Linked DNA regions of Homo sapiens: regions 1 and 3 are each linked to region 2. The links are chromatin contacts, found by Hi-C or POLR2A ChIA-PET in ENCODE. All regions are on one chromosome and are shown on one strand. Each heading gives the region's core, a stretch centred on a gene start or an enhancer-like site at or near the end of the contact. The rest is flanking DNA. Distances are from core to core; before and after follow the strand shown.

What was found. Hi-C counts contacts between places; a loop is a spot of excess contacts on that map. ChIA-PET counts read pairs that join two places held with the same protein, here RNA polymerase II (POLR2A). Pooled maps may share reads with other maps.
Region 1: a loop to region 2 is called in a pooled map, with 3 times the contacts of the local background. The contact joins two enhancer-like sites. A Hi-C loop is called at or near these places in 6 of 50 pooled maps. POLR2A ChIA-PET finds 5 or more read pairs at or near these places in 2 of 52 experiments (PC-9 and activated CD4-positive, alpha-beta memory T cell).
Region 3: a loop to region 2 is called in a pooled map, with 4 times the contacts of the local background. The contact joins two enhancer-like sites. A Hi-C loop is called at or near these places in 6 of 50 pooled maps. POLR2A ChIA-PET finds 5 or more read pairs at or near these places in 2 of 52 experiments (H1 and activated CD4-positive, alpha-beta memory T cell).

The regions. Positions count from the first base shown.
Region 1 is chr21:34,864,329-34,867,028 of GRCh38, reverse strand. All of the region lies in intron 5 of RUNX1 (RUNX family transcription factor 1), which reads left to right. The region is part of intron 1 of RUNX1-AS1 (RUNX1 antisense RNA 1); the gene reads right to left. Among named protein-coding and RNA genes, the nearest start is that of RUNX1-AS1, 29 kb to the right of the region's middle. RefSeq lists enhancers at 770-1,049, 1,090-1,259, 530-1,729. Within about 2 kb of position 1,373, at least 17 of the 41 ENCODE cell types and tissues checked have a DNase peak (open chromatin) inside an H3K27ac peak, as active enhancers do.
Region 2 is chr21:35,025,504-35,028,203 of GRCh38, reverse strand. All of the region lies in intron 2 of RUNX1 (RUNX family transcription factor 1), which reads left to right. Among named protein-coding and RNA genes, the nearest start is that of RUNX1-IT1, 13 kb to the left of the region's middle. RefSeq lists a cis regulatory region at 1,296-1,313 and enhancers at 1,232-1,376, 1,030-1,532. Within about 2 kb of position 1,348, at least 18 of the 41 ENCODE cell types and tissues checked have a DNase peak (open chromatin) inside an H3K27ac peak, as active enhancers do.
Region 3 is chr21:34,806,702-34,809,401 of GRCh38, reverse strand. The region is part of intron 7 of RUNX1 (RUNX family transcription factor 1); the gene reads left to right. Among named protein-coding and RNA genes, the nearest start is that of RUNX1-AS1, 28 kb to the left of the region's middle. RefSeq lists a cis regulatory region at 713 and enhancers at 665-733, 547-1,046, 561-1,071, 1,350-1,419, 933-2,132. Within about 2 kb of position 1,286, at least 23 of the 41 ENCODE cell types and tissues checked have a DNase peak (open chromatin) inside an H3K27ac peak, as active enhancers do.

The sequences.
Region 1 (2,700 bases), core at 124-2,623, 160 kb after region 2:
TCATAGAACATCTCCAGAGAAAATGCTTTGCATGTCTTCGGTTTTCTCCAAGTAAAACAGCTATTTTTCAAACAATCCATAATTCCAAACAAATGCCATTTCCATGGAAAACTGAGTTCTATATTCTAAGGACCTGATTTTCAGTCTGACTTTTGAGGGTAGTCCTGGTGCCAGTAGCTTAGGCCTCAAGTCTGCATTTTGCATGTGTGATGTGAGTGCGATTGGATCAAGCAATCTGCAAATACAGGCACTTTGCACACAAGTATATACAGTACGCCGACATCTTAATTCAATTCAGCATGGAGAATCAGGAAATTATGTGCAAGTTGAAGGATTTGTATCCCGTCCAGAAATCCCCAAATAAATTAATTATACAACTCCACTGTCAAAAATAGTGGCAAATGTTTGGGTAAGGAAATGGAAGAGGAGCATAAGCATGAATTTTGGCTGTTAGGTTGTTCCAGTGGAAAAGTGAGAAATCAAAATTAAAAATACTTCATAAAAAATACTCCAAATGCAGACTACTCCTGGAATCCGAGGGTACGTTAATTTTTATACTTAGTTATCCGCAATTAAAATTAGACCCAAAGCCATCTATTGTAAAAGGAGAAATCTCCCTGCAACCTTTCAGGATCTTGTGGGATTTCCTGAATTTGCAAAGAGCAGAACCTGAGCCTTCACTGACTCTCTTGGTTTTTAAAAGCTGCGATGTTTTTCTTTTATTTTTCCTTTCTCACTCTTTGGGCGTTTCAAGACTCTGGGCACAACTGGCTTTCCTGCAGACAAACACAAGAGTGAAAAATGTTGCGATTGTGTTTCCTAAGGACTCTGAGCCCCCAGGGCAGACGGCTCCTTTGTGTCTGCAGCCTTCCTTTGCGTGACAAAGGGCAAGTTTCACATCCCCTGAAACTGTCCCCAAAAGAAGAAGATGACTCATGCTTACAGACCTACACTAAGGAGAGTGACAGGAACAGAGTCTGCTGCAGAGCCAACTCAGGTAGACCGGGGATACCTGCAAACTAGACCTGAGGAGGCCGAGTCACAACAGGAGTCGGGGCTCGCCCGTCAGACACGGGGTGTTATAGGAGGATTCTGCTCTGATGTGGCCTGGATGCACTTTTAAATATGTTCTTCACACCTAGGCAAGAAATGACCCCGAGCTGCATGTCTTTTTGCTTTGTAATCTCCTTGCCACCCTCAGCTCTTTGGGGAGCAGTGTGCACATTTGAAGCAATCCTGAGGTTTAGCCACTTCCCAGATGTGGTGAGGAAGTGGAGAGTGCGCTGGGCCATGCGGAACTGCAGGTTCCAGCCGTGGCTTTATTTGACCACAATTGGCTGTCAGAGTTCACCAGCCCCAGGGCCGCCAACGTCAAGACTAATCAAGCCTAGACCTGGGGCCTCCCCGCTGACTGGCCCTGGGGAGTGTGTCATGGCAGCGAGTGTCCAGGAAGACTCACCCCTTGACCTTCTTCCCAACTAAATAAAGCAGTTAGTATTTTGCCCTGGCATTTGGATGGACACACTGGCGTCGAGGGAGACAACACATGTTGCAGTGAGGAGCACTGGCCTGGCTTGTTTACATAGCATATCAGCCACTCACAGTTGTGCCTTACAAAGGTCGCCAGCTGGCGGGGCAGGAGTGAACTTGAACTTGAAGTTCAAGTTGCGTTTAGGCCTGGTAGCAGCCCCATCACCTGCTGAACACACACACACACACACACACACACACACACACACACACACACACGCACAAAACCCCTCCTCATGTCAGACGTCAGTGCCTACTTCATCCCCAGCTCCTTCTTACGGGATCTGTCACAGCTCTGGTCTTTGTGGAATCACCTTTATCATGTCTTTAATGATCATTCCACTGACATTTACTGAGACCTTTCCCTGTGCTCTGCTTGTATATTCAGCATTCCATTTAACCTGCAGAACAATGCTACGAGATGGAATGACTGTTATTAACCCCCTTTTACAGATGACAAAGCTGAGGCCCCAGAGAGGTCAAGTAACTTGCCTGAGGTCACACAGCTAGCAAGTGGCAGAGCGAGGTTTTGAACCTAAGTAGGTTGCCTTGAGAGTCCACACTGAATGAATCACCACTGTGTTTCCACCTTCATGGGATTTTATATGGAATTCTTCTCTCTCACTGCTTCCAAGCCTACATCAAGACAAACCTCATCTGCCCTGTTGTTTTTTGTTCTCACCTTCTTATTCAGTATGAGTGTCGTTTGGTGCTTCTAATGGTCTTCTAATGGTCCTCCTGGAACCCAAGCCCTGGCTGGAACTGATGCTGCTGTGGTGGTCAGGGTTCAGTGAGCAGGAGGAAGGACTTGGTGTTTACCCCTTGTTTACCCCTTTCCTTGGCTTCCTTCCATGCAGGCCACCCTGTGACCCCGTGGTGGCCCCCTCTGGAACCAAGAGCTGCCGACTTCCAGCAGCACACACAGGATCAGTGCTGGGGCCATCTGTGCACTGACCAAAGCCTCTGCTGGCCTCACCAGACCAAGGCCAGTGAGTGCTTCAGGGAGCCTTGGATCCTCCAGGCTGCCAACAGAAACACCGGCCCTCTCGGCAGCAGCCCCATCCTTCCACCCCTGCACTGGGTCCTGAAAAGCCCATTTTGGGGCCGTTGCTATTTAGCCAACCTGCCCTCCCTTGCTCTCCTGTGATTTCTCACTATTCCGGCTGCAGC
Region 2 (2,700 bases), core at 99-2,598:
CTGTAGTCCCAGCCATACTTTAAGAACCTTTCTGTAACAGGAAGTCTTTGACTGGTTTTGATGAAGTCTAAATGAAATCTTCAGGAAACTTCAGGCCTAAGCAAAACTGAGCAGAACCTATTTTTACAGCTGACAACTGGCACTGCCTCTGGAGGGACCTCTATGTTCTAGCTGCTGTCTGGAGATTTTATTCATATACCATGGATTTCTTAGTCTAGTCTCTCAGTTCTCAGATACTACTACTAATTAAACATGACTCAGAAACATGCATTTTTAAATGTAGGCCACAAGATCCTAAAGCCAGTCTGAGATAACATTGGATCTAGAATATTCAAATATGGGCTCCAAATTCTGTACCATTACACAAAACCATTCAACTTCTGAAAAATGTGGACACGTGTGAGTTCTACCTGCAAGATGCAAATGTTTCATTGATAGGAAAGAACCTGTGGTTGGGCTGGGGTTTGTGTGTGTGTGTTTATATTTATTTGCCACATCCCACCCTTCCTCCCCCATCTCTTGGCTCAGAACCTAACTTCAACTCTCCCGAATCCCCAAGGCCACTCCCAACTAGGATTTTTTAAATACCTTAACCATTTCAAACTTTCCTTCCCTTTGGAACCTAAAGGAATTTCATTTTCCATTTTCCATTAGCAAGGTGGCTCCAGTTAAACCAGGGCCTCAGGAATAAATACAGCTTGGTTTAAATATTTGCACATCTATTAGGTTTTACTCTAAAGCAGACTGTCCCGACGACGCCTTGCTATTCACAGTGTGGTCTTTGGACTGGCAGCATCACTACCACCTGGGAACTTGTTAGAAGTGCAGAATCTGAGGCCTCAGCCCAGACCTGCTGAATCATCGTCCCCATTTGCTCAAGAGCCCCGTGATTGGCCTGATTTTCATGCACATAAAAGTTTAAGGAGCCCTGCCTAAATCTCCCGCCTCCAAGCTGTCCCCGAAATGTTGGCCTCTCTGCCTCTGGACGCTTGCAGAGATGGGGTAGTGGAATCAGTTTCATGTGGGGGTAGGGTGCGGGCTTCACCCCCTCCCTTCGCCCCCTGCCCCTCCACCCTGCCCTTCTTGATGCTCTCCCAGCGGCTGCACCTGCAGAGTTTTCACTTCTCTGGGAAGCCTCTTGACACAGACCCCGTCCTTGCCTCTAGGGTGGGGCCGCTCTACTTCTTTTCTTTCAAAGAGCCTGGGATGCTGACAGCCTCAGATGGAGGCATCCTGTTTGTCGAAAAATAAACCGGCAGTTAAAGCAGGGTTGCGAGAGCGAGAAAACCACAGGCCTGCGCGCCGCTGATAACGCGCGGGCAGGCAGCTTTTGCAGAAGTTCCGTCGCTGCGGCGCGCTGCGCACCAGAGCTGCGCCACCGCCTCCCTTCCTGTCTGGGCCGCTCGCGTCCCCGCCGTTTCTGGCTGTTGCTTTCTGCGTCGCTCTTTCAGTTACTTCGCCCATTGCTTTTTCTAAAGGATCCCCTTGCTGCTCCGCCATGAGGGATGGATCCACCAACAAGTCCCCGGGCGGATGCGCGCAGATCCTGGACCCATAGGAGGCCAAAATTTACGAGCTGTCATGAAAATGACACCGTTTAAGAGAAGCTGAAGTTGCTTTCTCTTCTGCAGTATGTAATGCTTTGACCTGGTTAAAATAAATAAATAAATAACAATTTAAAAAGAAAGAAAGAAATACAGAAAGACTACATCCTCATGAGGCCTGTAATGCCAAAATGAAAAGGGACCCCAAAGTGCAATATCCAGATTGCTTTTCTTCTTGGAGAGAGTTGACCTGGCCTGATTCTATGCGGTGAATAACTAATTATCAATCTTCCCCTTTTGAGGGGTATTAAAGCCTCTTTCCCCATTTGCCTGTTATCAGATAAGCTAGGCAGATGAGAAGTCAGTGGGTAACCACAGGTATAACCACGATATTCACTGGAAACCAAAAGATTTGACCCCCCGAGGTAAAGAATGTACTTGAAAATAAACCTGAAAATAGTTTTACAGGAGCTGAAAAACTCAGTGTTCCCGAATCAGTAATACGAACTTCTCTGAGCATTAAAAAGTACAAGCACTCCTAAAAAGGACATCTTGAGTCACAGAAGATGATGCCTGTTGGGGTTGATTGAGTCCCTTTGGAAGAGACCCCTGTGCCACGGTGCACCAGAAAGTCTCCATCATTGTTGGGGCCTCTGCAGTTGTTCCAGCTACCCAGTGCTTTTTTATTATTCTTCTTGTCCGAAAACATAGAGTAGAAACAGTCCATACTCATTCCTTAATCTTCCTGTGTTCATAACGAGCAAGCACCCTAGATGAGTAAGAATCTACCTTATTTTTAAGAATTAGCAGAGAACCATATGAGTTTCCCTTTTCCTCCCCTAGAAACGTCCTCAGGTTGGCTAACTTTCCTATTGAGCAATTCCTCACAGCAATCACTCCGCACACCTCTCATCTGAGAGGCTGTCTTCCCATTCCTATGAGCTTTTCTTCCTCTGTCTCATGGCCTCACTCCTAATTATTCATGTTCTCCTGCTGAAGGCCCCTTGACCTAAATATAGAGACCCGTATATTTTGGCTACTCATGTATAGACCCTAATAATGAATAACTCAACTTTATGGTGACATAAAGGAGGAAAACTCAGGCCAAAGAATGTTTAATTCTTAGGGAAGAAGGAGAGAGCTGGCCAGGGATAGC
Region 3 (2,700 bases), core at 37-2,536, 220 kb after region 2:
ATTCTCCACCAAGGGTCCAGTCTCAGGATGGAGGCTGCTTGAGATATCCCAGCCCTCAACACAATATTTCTGGCTCATGTTTTTCAAGGAACTAAGCGGGGCAAAGGTGCCAGAGGAGTAGAAGGGAGCAGAAAGTTGTCTTTACCCTCCTGGAGAAGAAGGACATGGAGGAGTGGAAGGAAATAAATAGGGTGGCCATAGAAGAATCTAAACATCCATGATGTGCTGGTGTTGCAGGAATGTACCCAACCTGTCTGTAGAGCTCCTTCAGGCCTGGAAAGTTGTATACGGGGGGCAGAGGTGCAGAAAGTGCACAGTGCAGAAGATCCTTATGGAAAAGATGTCTGCAACAAATGTTTATTTAACAAAGTACAGAGAAAGAATCTGTCTGCAAGGGAGGAGGCAGCAGAAACCAGAAGGTGCCTTCTGTTCCCTCTGAACTATGGTCCCTCCAGCTGTGTGCACTGAAGGCCACTCTCCCTCTGCCTCAGGGACACGATGCCAACTGAGAATGAGACATGTTCTAAAAACACCCATCTTTTCTGGAAGCTAGTGACCTATCCTTGAACCCTCCCTCCAAAAGCACTCTGCCTAAATACGTAGCCCTTTCCCAGACGTGTCTCAGACTCATCTGGCTGAGGGTAGCAGCCTCGTGGTGCAGGGTGAACTGTTTCCCCTGGGAACCGTCTGACAGTGCTAATGAGGAATTGCATTTTGCGTTTATAGAGCACCTTTCATCTGTGGATCTCAAAGCTGCCCCACAAACATTAATTAACTCTCACACCTGTGAGGCAAGTGAGCCTGGTTACCCCCATTTTTAGAGGTGAGGAAACAGAGGTTTGAAAAGAAAAGGACTCCAGGGTGAACCAGCAGGGTTGGGGGCGGCCTGATGTGAGGAACCAGCATTCTTGATTCACAGGGCCCTGACCACAAAGCCACAAAGCTTCCCCGGCGAGGTGATGAATACGGGTCCCGGAAGCAGGGAGTGGTGGAGAGGCGGACACAGGGCTCCCTTCTTCCTTCCCGCAGGCAGCCTGCCACCTCCCAGGCTGGCAGGTCGGCAGTGAGGATGGGATCCCTCAAAACCTGAGGCCTTTAAAACAGCATACCCAGGCAGGGTTCTGCCCCGGCTTGGTCTGTCTGCTTCTCTTCAAAGTAATTGCTGGAACAACGAATGCATCTGAGCTACACATGACTAACCAAGATGTCTGCAGCCGGCCAGAGACGAACGGTTGGCAAATCCTGGAGCTGTTTCACAACCTCCCTTTTTTCCAGGATCCAGAGCTGGTGCTGACTGACTCATGTTATCATGGGATTTCAATGATATAGCAACAGTGTGCTGAGCCGGTGTCTGCTACCTGGGGGTACCTGTAGTAGGAATAGGTGACTGCTCTTCTTACTTGTGCTGTGCCGGAGCTTTGCTCCCTGCTGCAGAGGCCAGAGGAAACACTGCTTCTCAAAGACAGTGGAACTTTCAGGGAAATGTCCCTTTCAGAGCAGAGTCACCCACCCCCAGGGACTCTGAAAGGCCCCTGACATCACACACCTCTGACAGATGTGATGCTGGGAAGCATCTGGGGTCACCCCCTTTGTCTGCAAGGGGAGCCTAGGCCTTTCTTCCCAGGGGTCCCAGACAGTGAGATGCAAACCACCACTGGGGCTCGCCCTAACACATCACCCTGGAAACTGACTCACATCTCTGAGTCCTGAGTCACATCCTGTTGTGTGTTCTGAGGTCTCCAAGAGGGCATTACACCAGCTCCCCATGACTGAGGTGAATCTGGAGGGAACCCTGGGAACGTCCCTACCTTCCTCCAGGATGAAGGAGGGAAAAAATTCCTCCAGGGAAATAACCAGGGCTGCCCCTAGGGTTTATATGTTCACCAAGCTGATTTGCCTTTTTCAAAAATAGATGGTAGAACCCTGTGGTCTATGTGACTTTTATTTTTAAATAGCTCTGAGAGATGACTGAAAGACCTGGCGTTTTAAAGATGTCAGCCACACAATCAAGGAAGGGGCTTTCTAACTATAACCTTCTCCAAGCCCAGGATGAAGGGTGCCACCGCTCAAGGGGTGCTGTTGGAAACCCAGCTTCTGAGGGTGGGTGTTTAAAAGACCCTAGAGTGGACAGTCAGAGGAGGGCCGGGAGGGGTCTCTATCCATCTTCTCCCAGCGCCTGTGGGGAGCACGAGGACAAAGAGGGATGTTTTGAACTTTTCAAAGAACAAGATATTTTGTTCTATTGATTTTGTCTATTATTTTCCTGTACTTAATTTCACTGGTTCCTAGTCTAATTTTTATTATTTCTTCTCTTCTGCTTGCTTGAGGTCTGTATTGCTATTTTCTCCAGTCTCCTGAGGTGGAAGCTTCAGTGACTGATTCTGGATCTTTCTTTTCTAATATATGTATTCAATGCTATAAATTTCCCTCTAAGTACTGTTCTATCTGCATCCAAAAATTGTAATAAGTTGTATTTTCATTTAGTTCAAAACATTTTTTAATTTCTCTTGAGACTTTTTATTTGACTCATGTCTAATGTAGAAGTATGTTGTTTAATCTCCAAATATTTGGAGATTTTCCAGTTATCTATTATTGGCTTTTTAATTTAAATCCATGTGGTCTGAGAAAATACTTTGTATGCTTTCTATACTTTTAAGGATCTTAAAGTGTGTTTTGTGGCCCAGAATATGGCTTATCTTG